2 separate regions of the Homo sapiens genome follow, and region 1 is linked to region 2. Evidence: chromatin loops called from intact Hi-C (ENCODE). Cell type or tissue: endothelial cell of umbilical vein. All regions are shown on one strand. Region 1 overlaps ATE1 (arginyltransferase 1). Region 2 has its middle 140 kb from the start of FGFR2.

Region 1 (4,000 bases), 56 kb after region 2:
CTCAGGGCACAGCAAATCAGAAGGTCTATACTGACCCTGAAGAAAAGTGAAGGAAAAAGGCACAGGCATTATTAACACAGCAATGCCAGAGATAAAGGGATGAGGGCTCTAGGAAAGGTTTAAAGCAAAAACTTAAAAGTCAACCAGAAACTGTTTTACTGTAAATACTAAGCAACCCTGTAGCTGATAGTTTTCCCATCTCATGAAAGCACGTTTGACTCAAGGCTCTCTGAAAGTTAAACACCACGACTTAGGATGCCTGTGTTGATTTGGAAAATTCGAGTTTTTACTCCCTTTTGGAAGAAATATTCAATGTGATTCTTGCTGAGCTGACTTGAGAATAACCAGTTTCAAAATTGTCTTTCAAATACTAGTTAATTAACAAAGAGAAGTTTCTTTTCATGTATTAGAGCACTGTATAAAGTGAACTTATTTTTCAACATGGAATTTCACTATCCTTAATGACAAATTTTTTAATTTGTGATTTGTAGACTCAGTTGATAATATTCATTCTTCTCTAATGTAGTAGAAAGTACTGTTTTATCAATATACTTCTATAAGCAATCTAAACTGATAAACGTATAATAAAGAGAAGTTTAAGAAACAAGTTTCAGGGAAACATCTGATAATCCACTGAACTTTCTTCAAAAATCCCACTTAAAATTCCATTTAAAAATTTTATGTGTACATATATATGTGTATATATATATGTGTGTGTACATATATGTGTGTATACATACATATATGTGTATATATGTATACATGTGTGTATATATGTATATATGTGTATATATATGTATACGTGTGTGTGTGTGTGTGTGTGTGTGTGTGTGTGTATATATATTTTTTTTTTTTTTTGAGATAGATTCTTGCTCTGTCACCCAGGCTGGAGTGCAGTGGTGCAATCTTGGCTCACTGCAACATCTGCTTCCTGTTTTCAAGTGATTCTCCTGTCTCAGCCTCCCAAGTAGCTGGGGTTACTGGTGTATGCCACCACGCCATGCTAATGTTTGTATTTTTGGTAGAGAGGGGGTTTCACCATGCTGGCCAGGCTGGTCTCAAACTCCTGACCTCAGGTGATCCGCCCACCTCAGCCTCCCAAAGTGCTGGGATTACAGGCATGAGCCACCGTGCCTGGCCAATTTATATTTTTATAATCCAATTATACACCTCAAATCTAACACAAAGACTATACAATAGATGCTAAAGAAAAAAAATCATTCACTTAATGGGGATAATGAAGATGGTACAAATTATTTGAAAACATTTTGTGAAAATTTTCATAACTATCAAGGTTTTGTATTCTTTGAGCTTATTTAAAATTCCAAGTGTCTCGCTTCTAAATTTTAAAACTTATTATAGAGGTTAAAATCTAGTATAGTGTTTTTCAATTGTTTTTTACTACAACCCATAGTACAAAATACATTCTATATCACAGCCTAGTAAACATATTTGCAAACATAAAACCAGAAACAAACCTTTTAGTATACAATGCTTACCGATGTTATGTTCTAGTCTATTTTATTTCATTTTTCAAAAAATGCTGCTCATGAACCACCAAAACTGCTTTTACAAGCAACAAATGAGTTACACCATAGAGTTTGAAAAACACCAGTGCAAAACTCATTACAAAGAATACAGCCTAAGAGCTCGGCAGTGATTCTGTTCGACGGAAAGGCTCTATACCAGGTGCTGTGTGAGTCACCATATGAAGCATAGATACAAAATGAACACCACGTCCTATTAGCTCGCAAAGCATTCAGAAGTCTGGAAGCCAAAAAGAGAGGCTATACATCCACAAAATGTGAGGAAACATTCTTTCCTGTTTGAGTGGCTGGGAGAGGGTTCAAGGAGGATATGGGGTTTTATTGAGGACTTAAGACTGACTGAATTAAGCCTAGGGTAGGATGAAAAGAAATGAGAACAATCTAGATAAAGGGAACGGCATAAACAAAGACACAGAGTTGGGCCAAGTAGAAAACTCCAAGGAACAGGAAATGGCAGGGCACCACAGCGATGGAACAGTGGGATGGATCAGATTCTGGGGGACATTCTGGGCAGCAGTCAGATGTTTGGAATTTTCTTCTAGATGAAATGGGAAGGCTTGTTGGATAAGAGGGAGAGTTTTGTTCTATTCCAATAGGAGCAGATAACAGGGTGAAGACCAGAAGTCAGGTCTCTGACTCAGCTTTCCTGGAGTGCTCACTGCACTGTTGCTGGTTCACTGCACTGTTGCTGCCTCACTGCCCTACAGCAGTAGAAGGCCATCTACCACGGGCAGCTCCAGGTGGTCTACAGACGCATCTAATAATATTCAAACACAGAATTAGGAATGAATTGAGGATTTACTTAGGAAGTGTAATAAAGCCAGATATTTCACTGCTATCTATCTTATCAAAAACAATGGCATTATCTCCATTAACTCAGAAACTGTTTTACTGGGGGAAAGGACATGAATCAGAAAACTAGACAGCATCCTAAAGCTGTGCTTCTAAGTCTGTTTTTTCCTTCTTGGTGATAGATCACTTTGCAAATCTGACGGAAAAAAGGCTAAATATAAAAGCTAAAGATATAAAACTTCTGGGGAAAAAAAAGGACTAAATTTTCTTGACCTGGGAGTATAGAAGTTTTCTTTTGTAAACAAAATGAACCAACCATAGAGGAAGAAAACTGATGAACTATACTTCCTCAAAATTATCTTCAAAAAAACTACTAGGAAAATAAATAGGAAAGCCAAAAACTGGGAGAAAATTTTGACAAAACATATATTTAAAAACAGACTTGTATCCGGAATATATAAAGAATTATAACAACTCAATAATAAGAACACAATGCATTTTTTTAAAAAAGGCAAATCACTTAAGCACTTCACCAAAGATATATGAATGCCTAATAAGCATGTGAAGAGATGTTCAACGTTGTCAGTTACCAGAAATGCAAATTAAAACCATAACAAATTATCATTATCACTGCATGTCCACTAGAATGGCTAAATTTTAAAAAGACGGAAGAAACAAGTTTTGGTAAGGATTTGGACTAATTAGAACTTACATATTGTTGGTTTAAAATGGTGAAACACTTGATAAAATATAAATATTCTTGTACATATCATTTGTGAATATGCCTAGGATAAATTCCTTCAACTGGGAATGTTGGGTAAAAGGGTTTTAACTTTTATAGTGTCAAATGACTTTCCACAGAAGTTGTGCCATTTTACATTCTCATCAGCAACATTATGCTCCCAAGTTGATTTCCCTCACATCCTTACCAAGATAGTATACTACCAAAACTTTCCATCTTTGCTGTTCTAAAAAATGACATTTCATGTGGTTTTAATTAGCATTATGTATCTTCATATATTTAGAGGAATTTGCATTTTTCTTTTTCATAAAGTTGGCCCATTTTATTGTTAAATTGCTGGCCTTTCCTTATTAAACAATTCTTTATATATTAAGAACTCTTTATATATTAAGCCCTTGGTTTGTAAAATATGTCACAAATCTTTTCCAAGTTTATATATCTTCTGACTTTCTATGCCATACTCTTACGCCATATGAAAATCTGATGTGTGGTCAAATCGATAATTTTTAAAAATGGGCTCTGGGTTTACACAATAATTAAGACGGCCACCCTCACTTTCAAGGTTATGAAAGCATACTTTCATATTTTTTCTAGTACTTTCATGGTTTCATAATATTACATTTACATTTATGCTCCATCTGGAATTTATTGTGATATAAGGTATACAAAAAGAATCCAACTTAATTTCTTTCAAATGTTTATTCAGTGACCTCAGCATCATTTTTAAAACAATCTTCATTTCCCCTGCTAATTTGGTAACTTACTGAATTCCCATATATAGGGAAATCTCTTTCAAGACTTTCTACGTATCCTGTTATACTGACCTGTCTTATCAAGTACCAGTACCACATAGTTTTAACTATTAAAGCTTTATATTATATTTTAACATCTTGGAGATTTAATTCCCCCTCATCACTCT
Region 2 (4,000 bases):
TAGAGAATAACGTGGGAGACTGGGATGCATCAGACACGGGATCCCATAACTAGATCATGCATTGGCAGAAATTCCTGCTTCAATGAAGACCTCCCCTCACAATTGCCTTAGTTAGCTACAGAAGAATTCATTCAAAGGCAACCCAAATCTGGAAAAAAATCAAAGATGTGGGAAATGGGAAATAGAATTCATACATTTATTTGCTATAAATATAATTATGTCAAAATGTTTTCTATCAAAAACATTGGCCCAATGGACCAATGCTAAGAAGTTTAAAAAAAAAAAAAAAAAAGCAAAGCGGCTTCTTCTGCCCCCTGGTGGCTTTTGGGGAAAAGTCACTGAAAGGGCAGAAAGAGCAAAGGGGACCAGTTTCTCTCCACTTTGTACCCAAGGGTCAACTGAGCACGCAACACCCTTAAAAATAAGGGAGAAGTGCAGAGGGCTCGCTCCCCTCCCGCGCCAGCTCTCTCTCGGTCAAGGTTGGGCCACAGCCAGTGTCTCCTCCACTAGATCCGAGCCAGTGGCTCTGCCCAGGTGGACAGCAGAGTCGCCGCTGAGATTCTAACTGCTTCCATCGGGGCTCTCGGAGCAGCTGTTGGAACAGGATGGGGAGCAGAGCAATTCTGACAGTGTCAGGAAAACATCCCCCTGGCTTCCCCGTGCCCAGGCTTGAAGACCCAGGGGCTGGATACACAGCCACGGACACAACAGAATTCACTTTTAACGAGGCTTCAGAAAACAACGTTTAACTATATAAACACCTGTTTTTGGAAAATGCTGCAGATCTATTTCCAAATACTGTCTTCCAGCCCACTCTCGCTCCCACTGAGGCAGCATCCCACGGGACCCAACGTCACCACTTTTCCAGTCCAAAAAATGTGCTTTCGATGTCCTGATTTGAGGCTGCTCTTCCTCTAACCTGTGCGGCTCTGTGAAAAGCCAATTTTAAGATGCGATGCCTCCTCCAGAATTCGCCTGTATGCAGAAGAATGATGCAGAAGGAGGCAGAAAAGCCGGAGCAGTTGGGGGCAAGATGAAAACAGTCTAGTCATTATCAGTTAAACTGTAACTGCGTGCGGCAGCGTGCTGAGCGAGACAATCAGCGGAGCCCGTGAAATGTTGCTGGTTTTCCAGATAGCCCGTTTAGTTTTGTCTCAAACAAAACAAACAAAAATGTGCATAATTGTACCCAGGTCTCAAGCCCGTTTTATTTCTCCATTATACCAAGGAAAACTTGAATGGTGGCCCCACTGGAGTGAGGCTCCCGTGAATATGAATAATTGTTCATGAATATGAATAATGGGTTCCTATGAATAATTGTTTATCCACATTCGATTAGAGAGCAGCAGCCATTAGCATCTTTTTAGCCTTCTGACATTAGGGTCTTCTTTGTGAGCAGGTATTTAAAATGGATTCAATTCCACGGTCTTGAAGGCCTGTTCCGATATCGTGAATTTTGCAGATAACTGTAATTTATCCTGTAAGAGAACCTTTTGATTGCTTTAACTATGAAATATTTCCATTGCATTATACATTTGCTTATAATAGAGTATAGGAAATGTATTTTAACCATTTCCTGGACAATTCAACATTGTCATTACCAAAGTCAACTCTCCGACTGGCCTGAAACTACCCTGTTGTTTAGATAACCTTAGCTAAGTAGAGTTTACTCCACCTTTTTTCTGTAATGTTTGTTAAAACTTGAATCTTGTGACCTTTCTTTTTTGGTTGATACCTGCTTTGATCAAGATATAACGGGCTGAAGAACAGCAGCGAGGCTGCGTGCTGAGCTGTCTACACCTGCAAATCTCATCAACTCCTATCAGCTGGGCAGCAGGTTGCCCAGTTCACCACTCCTGATGAGGAAGCTGAAGTTTGCTGAACTTCCTTCTGGCACTAACGTCACACACTTCATAGCGCTCCTAGGACTTGAACTTAGTCTGGTTTGCCTTCCAAGTCCAGATTCTCCAAAACATTTTTTCTTTTTCTTTTAACTTACTAAGTAGGTGAATAAAAGGATGCGGGTGCTTGCTGGGGGAATGTGGCCAGAAGGTTGCTCCCGGTCTGATGTCAGCGCTCCCTACCCACGGTTGTCCACAGGGCACGGGTGGAATGCTGTCGGCCATGCACAGGGAGAGCTGGTCAGGGTAAAATGTGCAACCTTCCATTAGCACGTTGTTTCCAGTTCACTTTTTCCTTTTACTTTGGTGCCAAAAATTTCTTCAGAGAAACATCTCCACAAAGCCCCATGCTCTTTCTCCTATACCACATAGCCCTAATGGCGCTCCCAGGAATAAGGCAGGAGATTTGGTGCATGAATTCCAGCCCATTCTAGCTGCTAAGCGGTGATTGTGTTTCCTTCCTTTCTGCCTTTTCTATGTTCCAGATGGTGAAGTGGCCAGATAAGCAGCCTACAGATAAGTGAGGTCTACAATTCATCACACACCGATAATGCTGACATATAACAGTTTCCGTATCTTTACAAAGGCAATAAATGGGTAAGAGAAATGAATAACACTCATTAGAATAAGGCCAAACTAGTCTCCAGATTTTCCCTTTAAACTTCGCTCCTTTAGTTCCAAACTTTCCCAACAGAATAATTAGTGACTTTATCAGAAATATTAAATACTTCAAGCATAATCACCAGCTGCTGTAGATGCAGAAGCATTAATTGCATACTGCTGGCCACACACTGATTATTTTCCTGGCTTTGTTAGTAAAATAACAAATAGAATTGCAACGTGGCTCAAGAACAGGCAGAAACCAGGAAGACTGGAAGTAGTCATTCGTACTTTCTGCAGGCGCTGCCCTTCATTCTTGCACAGAACTCCCATGGCCACTGCCCGTCAGCAGGGGCCCCTTCCAATCTCCCACCCCCACAAGCTCTGCCCAAGGGGATCAGCAACCAATTTTTGGTGAAGCAAGTCCAGACCAACCTCCCCATATCTAAATGAAATGCCTCCACTGAAATTCCATATGATCTATGGATTGAGACATTGACACGCAGCTTGGGTTAGAAGTAGGCTGGGAAAAAACCCTAGTAATCAAAATTGCCCTAAAAAATGCAATAAAGGAATAAAACATCTCCAAAAGGCAGAGCCATAAATCTTTCCAATCTTTCTTCTGGGCTGATTTAATCATGTGTACTATCCACCAGCTGTATGTTAACCAGTATAAGGGAGATGTTATGATGAGTATTTATTTTCTCCCACCTTTCTTTTGCAGAGTTAGGTCACTGAAGATTTTTGAGTAGACTTCTTTTGTAAGATGCATGAACATCCTTTGATTGCTATAGATTCAGAGATTGTTATTGATAAAGTTTTTTATTTGGATAAAATAAATATGCAACTAGAAAACTAGAAACCTGGAAGAAAATTTAAGATGCAATATTTGAAAGTGGAAATAAAAGAACAGGAATCCTGTGTAAATATTTCTGAATTAATCTTTCAGTCATTCAAATTGTTCTTTAAGGAAGCAGCATCTCTGTACATAGCTTAACTGTAAATCTAAATGGAACAGTTATCTTAGGAAACTGATATAGTAATGAGATGCTACAAACGCACATAGGCATAGCTGCACTTAAATCAAACGTGGGACTAGATTGCACAATGGGAATTACATATGAGAAACCGCAAAGTGTCAAAGGAAGTTGCCCACAAACAAATGTTCCCCTGTCATAGTACCACAGTGTTTTACCACATAGAAACCTAAGAAAGTACCAAAGCATGACACATTTTATTTTATTTTATTTTTTTGAGACGGAGTCTCACACTGTCGCCCAGGCTGGAGTGCAGTGGCGCGATCTCAGCTCACTGCAACCTCCGCCTCCCTGGTTCAAGAGATTCTCCTGCCTCAGCCTCCCGAATAGCTGGGATTACAGGCGCCCACCACCATGCCCATCTAATTGTTTTTGTATTTTTAGTAGAGACGGGGTTTCTCCATGTTGGCTAGGATGGTCTTGAACTCCTGACCTCGTGATTCGCCCGCCTCAGCCTCCCAA

Evidence for each region. A loop is a pair of places that touch in the nucleus more often than their neighbours do. Peaks named below come from ENCODE experiments on the same cell type or tissue, not always from the same donor. Only the 100,000 strongest peaks of a DNase experiment are listed, where the experiment ranks them.
Region 1: a loop joins it to region 2, with 2.9 times the contacts of the local background. A loop is called at or near these places in 1 of 110 quality-filtered maps.

What each region holds. Positions count from the first base shown.
Region 1 is chr10:121,790,254-121,794,253 of GRCh38, forward strand. ATE1 (arginyltransferase 1) reads right to left here. Exons shown (of 12, transcript NM_001001976.3): 11 at 1-36. Among named protein-coding and RNA genes, the nearest start is that of ATE1, 140 kb to the right of the region's middle. In endothelial cell of umbilical vein, no CTCF peak of the experiment used is centred here; DNase peaks (open chromatin) are centred at 1,718 and 2,098; H3K27ac peaks cover 2,158 bases.
Region 2 is chr10:121,734,405-121,738,404 of GRCh38, forward strand. No RefSeq gene overlaps it. Among named protein-coding and RNA genes, the nearest start is that of FGFR2, 140 kb to the left of the region's middle. In endothelial cell of umbilical vein, a CTCF peak has its summit at 331 (motif pointing left); a DNase peak (open chromatin) is centred at 2,397; H3K27ac peaks cover 1,064 bases.